2 separate regions of the Homo sapiens genome follow, and region 2 is linked to region 1. Evidence: chromatin contacts called from ENCODE Hi-C or POLR2A ChIA-PET data. All regions are on one chromosome and are shown on one strand. The core of a region is the stretch at or near the end of the contact, and the rest is flanking DNA. Distances in the headings are between cores, read along the strand shown.

Evidence for each region. A loop is a pair of places that touch in the nucleus more often than their neighbours do. ChIA-PET counts read pairs that join two places held with the same protein, here RNA polymerase II (POLR2A). Pooled maps may share reads with other maps.
Region 2: a loop to region 1 is called in a pooled map, with 2.7 times the contacts of the local background. The contact joins two enhancer-like sites. A Hi-C loop is called at or near these places in 1 of 168 maps with a recorded cell type or tissue (dorsolateral prefrontal cortex) and 11 of 50 pooled maps. POLR2A ChIA-PET finds 5 or more read pairs at or near these places in 2 of 52 experiments (CD8-positive, alpha-beta memory T cell and WTC11).

Annotation. Positions count from the first base shown.
Region 1 is chr18:62,581,251-62,587,300 of GRCh38, forward strand. It overlaps a transcript of ZCCHC2 not described here. Among named protein-coding and RNA genes, the nearest start is that of ZCCHC2, 61 kb to the left of the region's middle. RefSeq lists enhancers at 2,950-3,009, 4,875-5,054, 4,926-5,220. Within about 2 kb of position 3,246, at least 5 of the 41 ENCODE cell types and tissues checked have a DNase peak (open chromatin) inside an H3K27ac peak, as active enhancers do.
Region 2 is chr18:62,778,057-62,783,463 of GRCh38, forward strand. All of the region lies in intron 1 of PHLPP1 (PH domain and leucine rich repeat protein phosphatase 1), which reads left to right. Among named protein-coding and RNA genes, the nearest start is that of PHLPP1, 65 kb to the left of the region's middle. Within about 2 kb of position 3,420, at least 7 of the 41 ENCODE cell types and tissues checked have a DNase peak (open chromatin) inside an H3K27ac peak, as active enhancers do.

The sequences.
Region 1 (6,050 bases), core at 1,996-4,495:
AGACGGTGTCACAGTGCTGTGGAAGGCCAGGTGGACCCCTCCCGAGACGGTGTCACAGCGCTGTGGAAGGCCAGGTGGACCCCTCCCGAGATGGTGTCACAGCGCTGTGGAAGGCCAGGTGGACCCCTCCCGAGACGGTGTCACAGTGCTGTGGAAGGCGAGGTGGACCCCTCCCGAGATGGTGTCACAGTGCTGTGGAAGGCGAGGTGGACCCCTCCTGAGATGGTGTCACAGTGCTGTGGAAGGCGAGGTGGACCCCTCCCGAGATGGTGTCACAGCGCTGTGGAAGGCCAGGTGGACCCCTCCCGAGATGGTGTCACAGCGCTGTGGAAGGCCAGGTGGACCCCTCCCGAGATGGTGTCACAGCGCTGTGGAAGGCCAGGTGGACCCCTCCCGAGATGGTGTCACAGTGCTGTGGAAGGCGAGGTGGACCCCTCCCGAGATGGTGTCACAGCGCTGTGGAAGGCCAGGTGGACCCCTCCCGAGATGGTGTCACAGCGCTGTGGAAGGCCAGGTGGACCCCTCCCGAGATGGTGTCACAGCGCTGTGGAAGGCGAGGTGGACCCCTCCCGAGATGGTGTCACAGTGCTGTGGAAGGCCAGGTGGACCCCTCCCGAGATGGTGTCACAGTGCTGTGGAAGGCCAGGTGGGGGAATGCATGTGCAGCCTAGGTCTTTGCATCTAGAAAGAGCCCCAGAGTGGAGAGTCACCTTGGGGAAGGGGACGCAGGCTGGGCAGGAACAAAAACAGCAGTGTGTGGTTGGGGACGTGGGGGAAGGAGATACAGCCATAGTAAAGGGAAAATTATAAAAGAGTTTCAAGATTTGTGGGTACAGTAGATAAAATGGGATCAGACTGGAGAATTTGGAGTTGGTTGAATGAAAAATGGGAAGTTTCCAAGTTTTGAATAGAGGGAAAACACATTGACAGTGGTATTTGAGGAAATCCTCAGGTGGTTAAGGAAAGAGAGCCTGGAGGTTGAAAGACGGGTTAGGCATGGCCAGGAGGGCCGAGACTAAGGTGTTGGCCGTGGGAAGGTCCATTTAGAAAGGGATGGAAGAGACAGGTAGAAGGAACCTTGATGCTCTGAACTTTATTTTCCCTAGATGTAAAATGAGAATTGCTCTTTTAAATTATGGTTCAGTGGCCGGGCACAGTGGCTCACTCCTGTAATCACAACACTTTGGGAGGCCAAGGCGGGTGGATTACTTGAGGTCAGAAGTTTGAGACCAGCGTGACCAACATGGTGAAACCCCGAATCTACCAAAAACACAAAAACTTAGCCGGGCATGGTGGTGTGTGCCTGTAATCCCAGCTACTCAGGAGGCTGAGGTAGGAGAACCGCTTGAACCTGGGAGGCGGAGGTTGCAGTGAGTTGCAGTCACACCACTGCACTACAGCCTGGGTGACAGTGAGACTTCATCTCAAATAAATAAATAATGGCTCTGAAGGTTAAATAATCTATGGGAAAGGTCCAACATAATGAAATAGCACTGAGAAGCCACTCAAATTCTAGTTGAATTCAATTTTGATGAACAGGGAGATTGTAATACTATTTTAAGAGACAGGGCCAGGCACAGTGGCTCACACCTGTAATCCCAACACTTTGGGAGGCCAAGGCCTTGGGCAGATCACTTGAGCCCAAGAATTCAAGACCAGCCTGGGCAACATGACGAAACCCCATCTCTACAAAAAATACAAAAATTAGCTGGTCCTGGTGGTCTATGCCTGTAGTCCCAGCTACTCAGGAGGCTGAGGCAGGAAGATCGCTTGAGCCCAGCAGGCAGAGGCTTCAGTGAGCCCAGATCATGCCACTGCACTCCAGCCTAGGTGACAGAGTGAGACCGTGTCTTTTTTTTTTAATAAAAGGGAAGATGTGGACGAGAACAGGTTTGGGTAGGAGTGATGGCAGTGATTCTTTGGATGGTGAGGAACCTAGCAAACATAGCTCTTCATTAGACTAAGATTAGTTAATTTTGCTCTATGCACTGATGAACGATATAGAAGCTATTCCTTACCCTCGCAGATTAAACCTAGTTGGAAAGCTTGCCAGTTAATGGTATGTATGGACTGTACAGACATGCCGAGTCATAACGGTCATGATTATTCAGTACCAAAGTAAAAGTTTATGGCAAGGCAAATCTACATTTAATTTTTTATGTAAGCACTAAGAATCAAATTTTTCTGAAAAGGTTCCAAAGAGATGAGAAAGCACGGTGTAAAATACCTGTTTTCTTAACAGCACCTAGTACTTAACAGCACCATCCATTTGAGCTTGGAAGACATCTTTTTCACTTCTCCATACTGATTGCAAAAGCATTCTAAGGTTAAGGCAGTGAAACCATATGGAGGCAAGCTGTGACAATAGTTCCACCCCATGACACTCCCATAATCTTAAAAGAATAAAAAAATACTGACCCCCCCCTCCACCCAACCCCACCCCACCAAGAGGGAGGGCTCATTGATTTCCAGAGCAGTGAGTTTCGAGGTGTGAGATATGAAGAAATGGGGTCCCTGCCTGGAAACGTAGTCACGACATCTCTACATCTTCTTCTCTTTAGGGGAGGAGACCAGCTGTTAAAGGATGAGGGGCTCTGGGGTCCCAGGGCTGAGAGGCAGGTGTCAGCTCGGGGTGGAGGGAATGTTTTAACTGGAGTGCCCTCGCCCCTTCAGATGACCCTGTGCAGAGAGAGGACAGGCCAGGGCGGACAACCTTGTCTTTCCCTGGATGCTCATTAACGTATTGGCTTGCTCAGGTTGGATTCCTAGGGTCAGAATAACATCATATTTGATGTTACCGCTGCTTACAGATACAGCTGTTGTGCTTGTCCATGCAAAATTTCCCTAATTCCTAAACGCTGTCCTCTGTTGAAAAATGTAAGCCCCCTGAATTGGAACATGGGTACACATCACCTGAGTTCTGTGTGTGTATGCAAATGTTTATCAATTGTGGAAGCTTTGGAATTGGGGGTGGTTTGGGGCTTCCTCTTGTCTGTTCTGTAATGGGGGCACATCACACGTGTGGGGACCGGAGACCCTTCACGCAGTCACCTCCGCCTGCAGAGAATGCGGGCCTTGGTCACCAGAAGCTCTCAATCCCATGATCCGGTTTTGCTCTCTGAAATTTGGCGGTGGGAGTTGTGGTGAGGTGGGGGGTTGGGTGGTTCTTCATTGTTTTTCTTTTTCCTCTTGCAGTTCCAATTTGAGCCGCTGTGAAAAAGGCCTCCACCAGCCTCTCACCAGAAGAGATTGCTCATTGGAACGCAATGCCACCTGGTGGGGGACGAGGACAGTGCGAGCAAGCAGATGTTATTTCCTACTGACCTAATTTAGAGAACATTAAACGTAAGAGAGGGAACATTTGGGGTTGGAAGCCTGTGCCCAAAACCTTAAAGAGTGCAGGCAGCTGGCCATAAAAGCAGCTTGAGCAAACCCCTCATTCAGCCGTTGAAATGTGTGTGTGAACACTTTAAAGGTTTCCTCTGTGCTTTTCCTGCGTGCATTTGGTCATCACAGCTGTGAAGTGGGGTGGGAATGTTTCCCCTCGTTTTCTAGGAGAGAAATTTTGGGTTCAGTGAGACGAAGTGCTGCAGACAGGCCCATGGTGATGCTCAGGCCTCTGCTTGAAGTTGGTGCTCACTTCCTGGCACCACTTCCTGCCCCCACCAGTGCTTCTGGCAGAGCCCAGGGCAGTGGCTTTATGGAACTGTGTAAGGTGATAGGAACCCACAGGTGGAATGGCCGTGTGGCCTCTGGACTGAGGAGGGCTGGACCAGGTTGTGGGCACGCCTGGAACACACGCCACATCCTATCCCATAGCGAGGCCTCTTCCTTGTGGCTCTCGAAGGATTTGAGGACGCGGGAGGGTGAAATGTTTCCAGAGAAATATCCAGGACTTTTAGAACTAGGCTTTCAAAAGCATTTACCTGTCAGATAAATTCAAGTGGCATCAATGCAGATTTTAAATGTGTACAGATATCTCCACTCGCACGCTGAGTTGTGCTTCACACAAGTTTTGCGCACGGAGTATTCCATTAAATCTACTGAAGCAGTGGGGCAAGGAGAAAGGAGAGGTGACTGCTGATGTTTTTAAAGCTCTGACAGTCACATATAGATTGTCCCAGGTACCCCTGCTGCCCCCAAGACACTCCAAAGGCAAAGATGGATGGTGACAAAGTAACCTTCATGCAGAAACAAGAACAGTCACCCCCAACAACAAGCCCTGCTGAAGGTGAAGAATGCCACCAGGCTGCCTGGCAGTTACTGAGTGCTTATTCCTGCTAGCCTATTGGAGTCACGTCATATTTGTTACATGGTAACTTAATTGTGCCTTCCACGCCTTCACAAAATCAGTTGTACAAGAGAAGGCACCCACCACAGTCCATGTGACCTTTCTCGGTCTGATTTACATAGTGGGGATGATGACACTCGCGTTGTAGAGTAGTTGCACGATTAAACCTGGCACACAGACATAAAGCACTCAATGTCTGACACATAGTGGACTCTCAAGAAGTTTGTCATGCAGGGGACACTTGAATGCCCAGTATGGGCCAGACAGCATCAGCTCATTTCAGTCCCACAGCCCTGTGAGGGAGGAACTCTGCCCTGTTTTACAGTTAGGGAAATTGAGGCACAAAGGCTAAGAAGTCGATATCCAAGGGCACAGAATGATTGGGTGACGGTGAGCCCAGGCAGTGTGACAACAAGGTTGCTGCCCCACGCCACCTCTGTCTTTCGTGGGTATGTCGGTGTGAGGTGTAGGCAGCCCTGCACTGGCATTCAGCAGGCGGGACTCCCGGGCAGGCTCTTCTGCGAACACTCATGGGCCACCAGCCCTTTCTGGAACTTGCCTTTTTTTTTTTTTTTTACCTGAAAGCTACGTGAATCGTTGGTAAATTGGTGTAAAAATGGAACTGAGTCATCTCAAAAGTTCCTTTCAGTTCTAAAATTCTGTGAATTGAAGCCTACTTTTTCACTTTAAATGATTTATTGGGTTTACAGTTCTTTACGCTTTCTGATTGAACTGATTTGAAGTTCTTATTTCGTGTGTTGGGGAACACACCCCCAACCCGTCACAGCGTGGCCGTGGGTGGGAGATGGACGTTAGGCTGGCCAGTCACTAGGGGGCAGCATCAGCACGGGTCTGGCTGTCCCTGGCCTTAGGGAGCAGTTTCTGCCCCTCCTGCCCCGTCAGAAAGTCTCGGACTCCTCTCTGCTTGCATGTGTAAAGTTTTCATTTTCAGGGGCCTTTTAGTCAAAAAAAATAAAGCTGTATGACTTAGTGCTGAAGGATATGAATTAGGCGTAGCTCTTGGGTTGGCAGCATAAACCAAGGGGCATCAACCCACCACCGACAAGCTAAGAATGGTTTTTACATCTTTAAATGGTTGAAAAAGGAAAAAGAATGTTTAGTGACACGTGAAAAATACATGAAATTCAAACTTCAGTGTCTACAAATAAAGTGCATTAGCACACGGTCGTCTTGCTTCTCTATGTGTTGTCTGTGGGTGCTTTGTCTTATCCCAGCAAAGTGGAATAACTGGGATGGAGACGCTATGGCCCTCGAAGCCTAAAATATTTACCGTCTGTCCCTTACAGGAAAAGCTTGCCATAATCAGCCTCATCTGAAGAAAGATGCACTTCGCATTATCTTGAAGGTCCTGATTTTCTGGGAGGAGGGACTCGTGCCCTCCTTTTCGGGCTCTGCTTTCTTGGCACAGTCAGTAGTTTCTGGCGCTTAAGAAGGCACAGACGCTAAGTGGGTGCAGTGAGCCCAGGCAGTGCGCGGCACTGAGCGGTTAGGAAGTTGCTGGTTCTTATGCACAGTCATTCAGCAAACCTTGGCTGGGAGCTCAGCCTAGCGAGGGGCATCCTAGCACCAAAGATCAGAAAGAATGGGGAGGGGAATGAGGGAAGGACTTTCAAAGGGCGTGTTTTAGTTGAGCCAAGAAGGAAGAAGTGAGCTTTTCCTTAGTGAAGAGGTGAGAGATGGCAAAGGAAACAGCATCGCCCAAGGTGCTTCTGGGAAGAGTAGCTAATGGAGAGTGCGC
Region 2 (5,407 bases), core at 2,170-4,669, 200 kb after region 1:
TCAGCCAGTTTTCTATGTAAAGAATTAATCAATCCCTAACTTGGAGGACTTAGCCATAACTTCTGTTATTATATTTACTGCATTCTATTGTCATTATTTTGTTAGATTGAACTCTTTTTAATGTATTACCTTTGATATTCTTCCCAGCACCTCCTAGACCATTGTGATACAGGAGACTTTTTTTGAGGGAATAGTTGAGGAACCTTGGCAGTTAAAAAGACAGCGCTGGAAATCATTGACTTGAAGGGCAGACTGGGCAGCCAGTAAATTTTGGGTGCTATGTTGTTTTTAAAAATCATTTTATACTTAGAGGGGCTAACTTAAAGAGAATAATCTGGAAGACTAAATATAGCCTTTAGTTTAATTAGGAAATAGCTTCTGTTGAACCGGCAGTGAAGATGTGATGAGGAGAATGGTAAGAGTAAATTCATTATTTATTCTTTTGGTAGGAATAAATTCATTATTCTGAACTCCCTCTGACTTATTGTATACCGTGCTTATTCCATCAGGGCCTTGCTGTTGTTTTGCTCAGAGACATAGCTATTTAAGTGTAAGATTACATATTTTTAGAAATAATACAAGCGTGTGTTCAAATTAAGTTTATTCTTTAGAGGGTTTTTTTAAATGAAAGTAGAGCTCCAAAAAACACCTTGTAAAACTTCTATTACTGCTATTCTAAGGTAGTATACAGGCTAAGTATCCAGGAGATAGAATAATTTAGTCTGTGGAGTAACTGTTAGTTTATTGATTAATGTTTATAGCTTGATGATGTGGTATAGATTTTGAGTCATTCTTTAGCATATTTGCTCATATTATGCTTTGGAAATATTTTAAATTAAGCCTTCTGACTTCTTTGGTCCCACAAGGTTAGCCGTAGGCTTGTATATTGTTAATTCAGGGAATGTTAGTGGCTGGAGTAATAAACTCAGAGGCTATTGAAAATTTGTAATGATTTTGTTGTATTCATATGTAATTAGACCCTGTCATGCTCCTATTTAAAACCTTCCAGGGGTTTCCCATTGCACTTAGAATGAAATCTGAATGCCCTCCTAGGCCTTCATGCTCAGCCTTATCTCCTACCCCTCCTCCCCTTGGTAGCCTTGCTTCCGCTACTCTGCCTGAGCATGAAAGTGCATGATCTCCTTAGGCCTTTGTATTTGTGGTCCCGTCTGTTGGTAATCTTCTTTTCCAGACCTTCAGATTTTTTTTTTTCTTCAGGTTTCATATTAAATGTCACCTCCTCAGAGCAATCTTCAGCAGTCTCCATTCCTCTCTAGTCACCTATTCCATTACACTATTTTAACTGTCTCCATGGTACTTGTCACCCTGCCTCTTGTTGGTCAGTAATCCTCAGGAGAGTGGTTGCCTTGCTGTATGGTTTACTTACTGCAGTATCCCAGTGCATGGAGACACACAGCAGGTGCTTGGTGAGTGTGCAGAGGGATGAATGTCATCTGTATCATCATCCTCACTGAAGTAACTGACAGTCAGAAACAACTTGTGACTAAATAGGTACTAATTGATATGATTGTCTGTTTAAATTACTCAGTAATTGATTCAGCTTTTCATTACGTAGTACAGAATTTAATTATGGTAGAAACAGATACTGTCTTTTGTGGCTGGAGCTATGCAGATTACAGGGTTCTGTCTCGTATTCAATTTGTCGGGTCATGATTTCTCATCATATCAATTCTTTAATGTAGCTAAATAATACTCTTCTTTTGGTTTTAAGTTTCGATTAATTCCAGAGGTGTTTTGGGACTTGCTGAAGTATCATCAGGCCATGTGTTCTGTTTTTTTTGAGTTAAAGCTTGGCTGAGGCAGGCTGGTAGATTGAGAGCTCTCTGGGCTGGAGGTCAGGAAGCCCAGCCTCTGGTTTTAGTTCTGCCAGTAGCCAACTGTCCACATGAATATTTTGGCCCTCAGTTCCCTAATTTATAAAATAATAGAGTTGAATGAAATGGTCTCAAATGTTAGTCTTTTTTTAACAGTGTATAATTATGTAATTCTGGGCAAGAACCAGTCATTTTGCGCTTGTGGGAATTTTTATAGGTTGTATGCGTATGTGGTATATATGATAGTTGTCCAGTTACCATTACGCTTTTCAAGAAGGAATAGTCGAGTTTGTTTTACTTAACTGAACATTAAAACATCTGAAGGATTCAGAAGTGGTCTAGTTTATTTCAGTTTTTGTTTGTTTTCATTTTTGTTAGTGGCTGCAATAAGAAATACTGTACATGATTTATTGGGCATATTGATTTAAAAATTGGCAGTATTATTTAAGTGGATAATAAAGTTTTGTCTTAAGGATACTTATTTGGCCTTCTCACAGTTTGAAGGTTCTCAACCTTTTTCTTCTTTGGAAGTCATTTGAGAATTTTATGATTGACTTGGCCTCATGTGTCCTACTTTAGCACATCAGTTTTACTTAAGGTTCATATCATTCTTCATTGACATTAGATATGCATCAGTTTTAAGAAATCTTATAGAATGCTGAATGTTCCATTCCGTGTTCTGTAGTTCAGTGCTCATCAGAATCACCTTAGGATTTGTTAAAACATGGATTGCTGCTCCCCACCCTGAGTTTCTGATTCAGTAGGTCTGGAGTGGGACCTGAGAACTTGGGTTTGTAAGAAGTCCTTAGGTTATATCACTGCTGATCCAAGAACCATGCTTGGAGAACCTCTGCTGTAGTTTGTCAAATTCTTTATTTGCATGTGCTGGCAGCATTTTGATTAAGGAGTCTTCCTTACTGTATACTGATGCATCTCAACAATACACCTTGTGGTCCTTGGATTCCCTCATGCTATATGATACCTCATATCCTCTCCAGCTTCTTGGTTAGTGTGATACATAACACAGTTTTCAATGCCAGTGGAACTCTTAACAACAGGATGCTGCCAGTAACTTTAACCTTCCAGGTTGTGTGTTTCAATGGGAAAAGCATGCATTTAGACATTTGGGTTTATTCTTGAGAACACTGGCTTTGGAATCCAAAAGGCCTTGGCTCAAAGGTTAGCTTTACCACTTATTTGACTATTTGAGTTTGGGAAAACTATGTAACTCTTCTAAATCTTAGTTTCCTTAATTTAAAAATTGTTGAAATTTTATATTTGCCTCATAAGATTTTTGGGAGAGCTTAAGTAAATTAGATAAGGTATATAAAGTGCTCCGTAGATACTCAATAATTGATGGTCTTAGAAAAGTTTGTACATCAGTCTAAATGATTATAACTTTGATGTGGCTTTGGACAAATTTTCTCTCCATTTCATGTCTTGCCTTAATGTGGGTTGCTCACCTAACCTGCCTACCAGGGCCTCGCCATGGACAGTAGACAGGTGTCTGCTTCATCTTACGTGTTTGGAAATGCTATGTCTTGTTCCTGTCTAACCTGGCTCTATCACTGGGCTCTCAGTTTTGGCTCCTGGCTCCACATCAGGCCTTTCCTGCCCTGGTGACCTGTTGCTGCCTGTTTCTCTGACGCTCACCTTCACTTGTGAGAGTCACTGGGTTCTGGAGTGGTTTTGTATTCCTCTTTCTGGCTCCATGTGAAAAACAGTGTGATTAGAGGTATATCTCTACCCTCCCACCTGGGATAAGATGATTTTTTTTTTCCACCAAATTAATTATGTTAAATATGTGTGATTTTAATTTATAGTCAAACTGTCTTCTGCATTTTAAGCTCCAGTTTTAATGCTGCATGTTCATTAGAAACATAGCCTCATGAAGATAACTTTGATTTATTGTATTTTCTTAAAAAGGGCCTATATTCACCAGATTTTCATTAGCTTGGAATACATATGAGAAATTTTTAGCTGTGAGTCTTGCTGATTGGAATGAAGATTCCCCTAAGAAACTGTTTTAGTGACTAATAAAAGTTTTGTAAGAAAGTGCCAGTTGCCTCCATCACAAATAACACTTGGTAGCAGTGTTGGAGGTTCAGTGACTTGTCATTGTTTCACATTCTTTTTTGTTATGGTCATGAATTCTCTGTTGTCCTAAGTCCTATTGTAATATGTTTTCAGCCATACTTTTGATTTCATGCTTTTCAGATGCCAAAGGGGTTTGTCTTTGTTACATATTTACGCAAACACTTCGCTGCCTATTTCCTCTTCACTTTACTGATGCTCCTCTTGCTCAACTGGAGGATGTCTGCCAAGAGGCATGAGTCTGCCTGTGCAGGTGTCTCCTAATCCTGATTTTTGCTTGTATTTGTGAACATGTGGCAAGCCTCTTCTGCTGAACCAAGTAAGGGTTGTGGAGAGAGAACAGAGGCACCAGACATAGACTAAGGTGTAAGGAGCAAGATGTAATAGTTTAACTCAATTGGATTTTTTAATTGGGTGGAATAATTCAGGGTTGCCACACAATATTATCACCTAAAAAGATGTGACTTACTGTGAAGGATTCAATACTAAATAATGGGGCTCTCTCTGCCATATATATTCTTGCTTAAAAGTATCTTAGTACAGTGCAGACATATTATATACAAATTTAATTTACATGAATTCAGCTATATGCACTCCATCTTTTATATTAACTATAAGTGTTATATATGTGACAGAATTCACAAATGAAGGAATTTACAGCAATAATTTCAATAATATGTGATTTTATCCTATTCACTGACTTTAATATCTATCCCTAGGTAAGATAGGGATAAATCTCCTATCCTATAAATTCTTACCTGTAAATTATTTGAGGGAAGGAGAAATAACAAGGGGTAGTGACTCTTGGCGGTGTTAAAGATGGCATAGCAAAAGGCAGTGCAGTGGTAATTTTTGACAGATTAAGATCAGATGTTTTCGGGGCAAAGCGCTATTTGTTTTTTGACTTCCAGTGGTCTGTTTTTTGACATCTGTTTGTGCTGTAGTAAAATTAATTTATTTACTTTTATAATGTTTTAAACACTTAGCCATAGTTTGGGTTGCTTCCAGCTCTCATAAGTAAATCACTTTGATGAGAGTTTATGAGAATCTTTAAATAATTTAGGGACCAATAAAATACTGTTCTTGCCAGAAGATAGAAATGATACCCATCAATGGTACTCATGCTAAAACTTAGTGAGTTAAAAGTATTTGTTTTCAGAGTTTTAAAAAAAAAAAAAAAAGATGAGTCACGTATAGTTACTAGGTCTTGATTCTGCTCCCCACAAGCCTTTCTTTTTTTTTTCTTTTTTTTTTTTTTTTGAGACAGAGTCTTGTTCTGTTGCCCAGGCTGGAGCACAGTGGCGTGATCTTGGCTCACTGCAAGCTCTGCCTCCTGGGTTCACGCCATTCACCTGCCTCAGCCTCCTGAGTAGCTGGGACTACAGGTGCCCGCCACCATGTCTAGCTAACTTTTTTGTATTTTCAGTAGAGACGGGGTTTCACCATGTTAGCCAGGATGGTGCCGATCTCCTGACCTC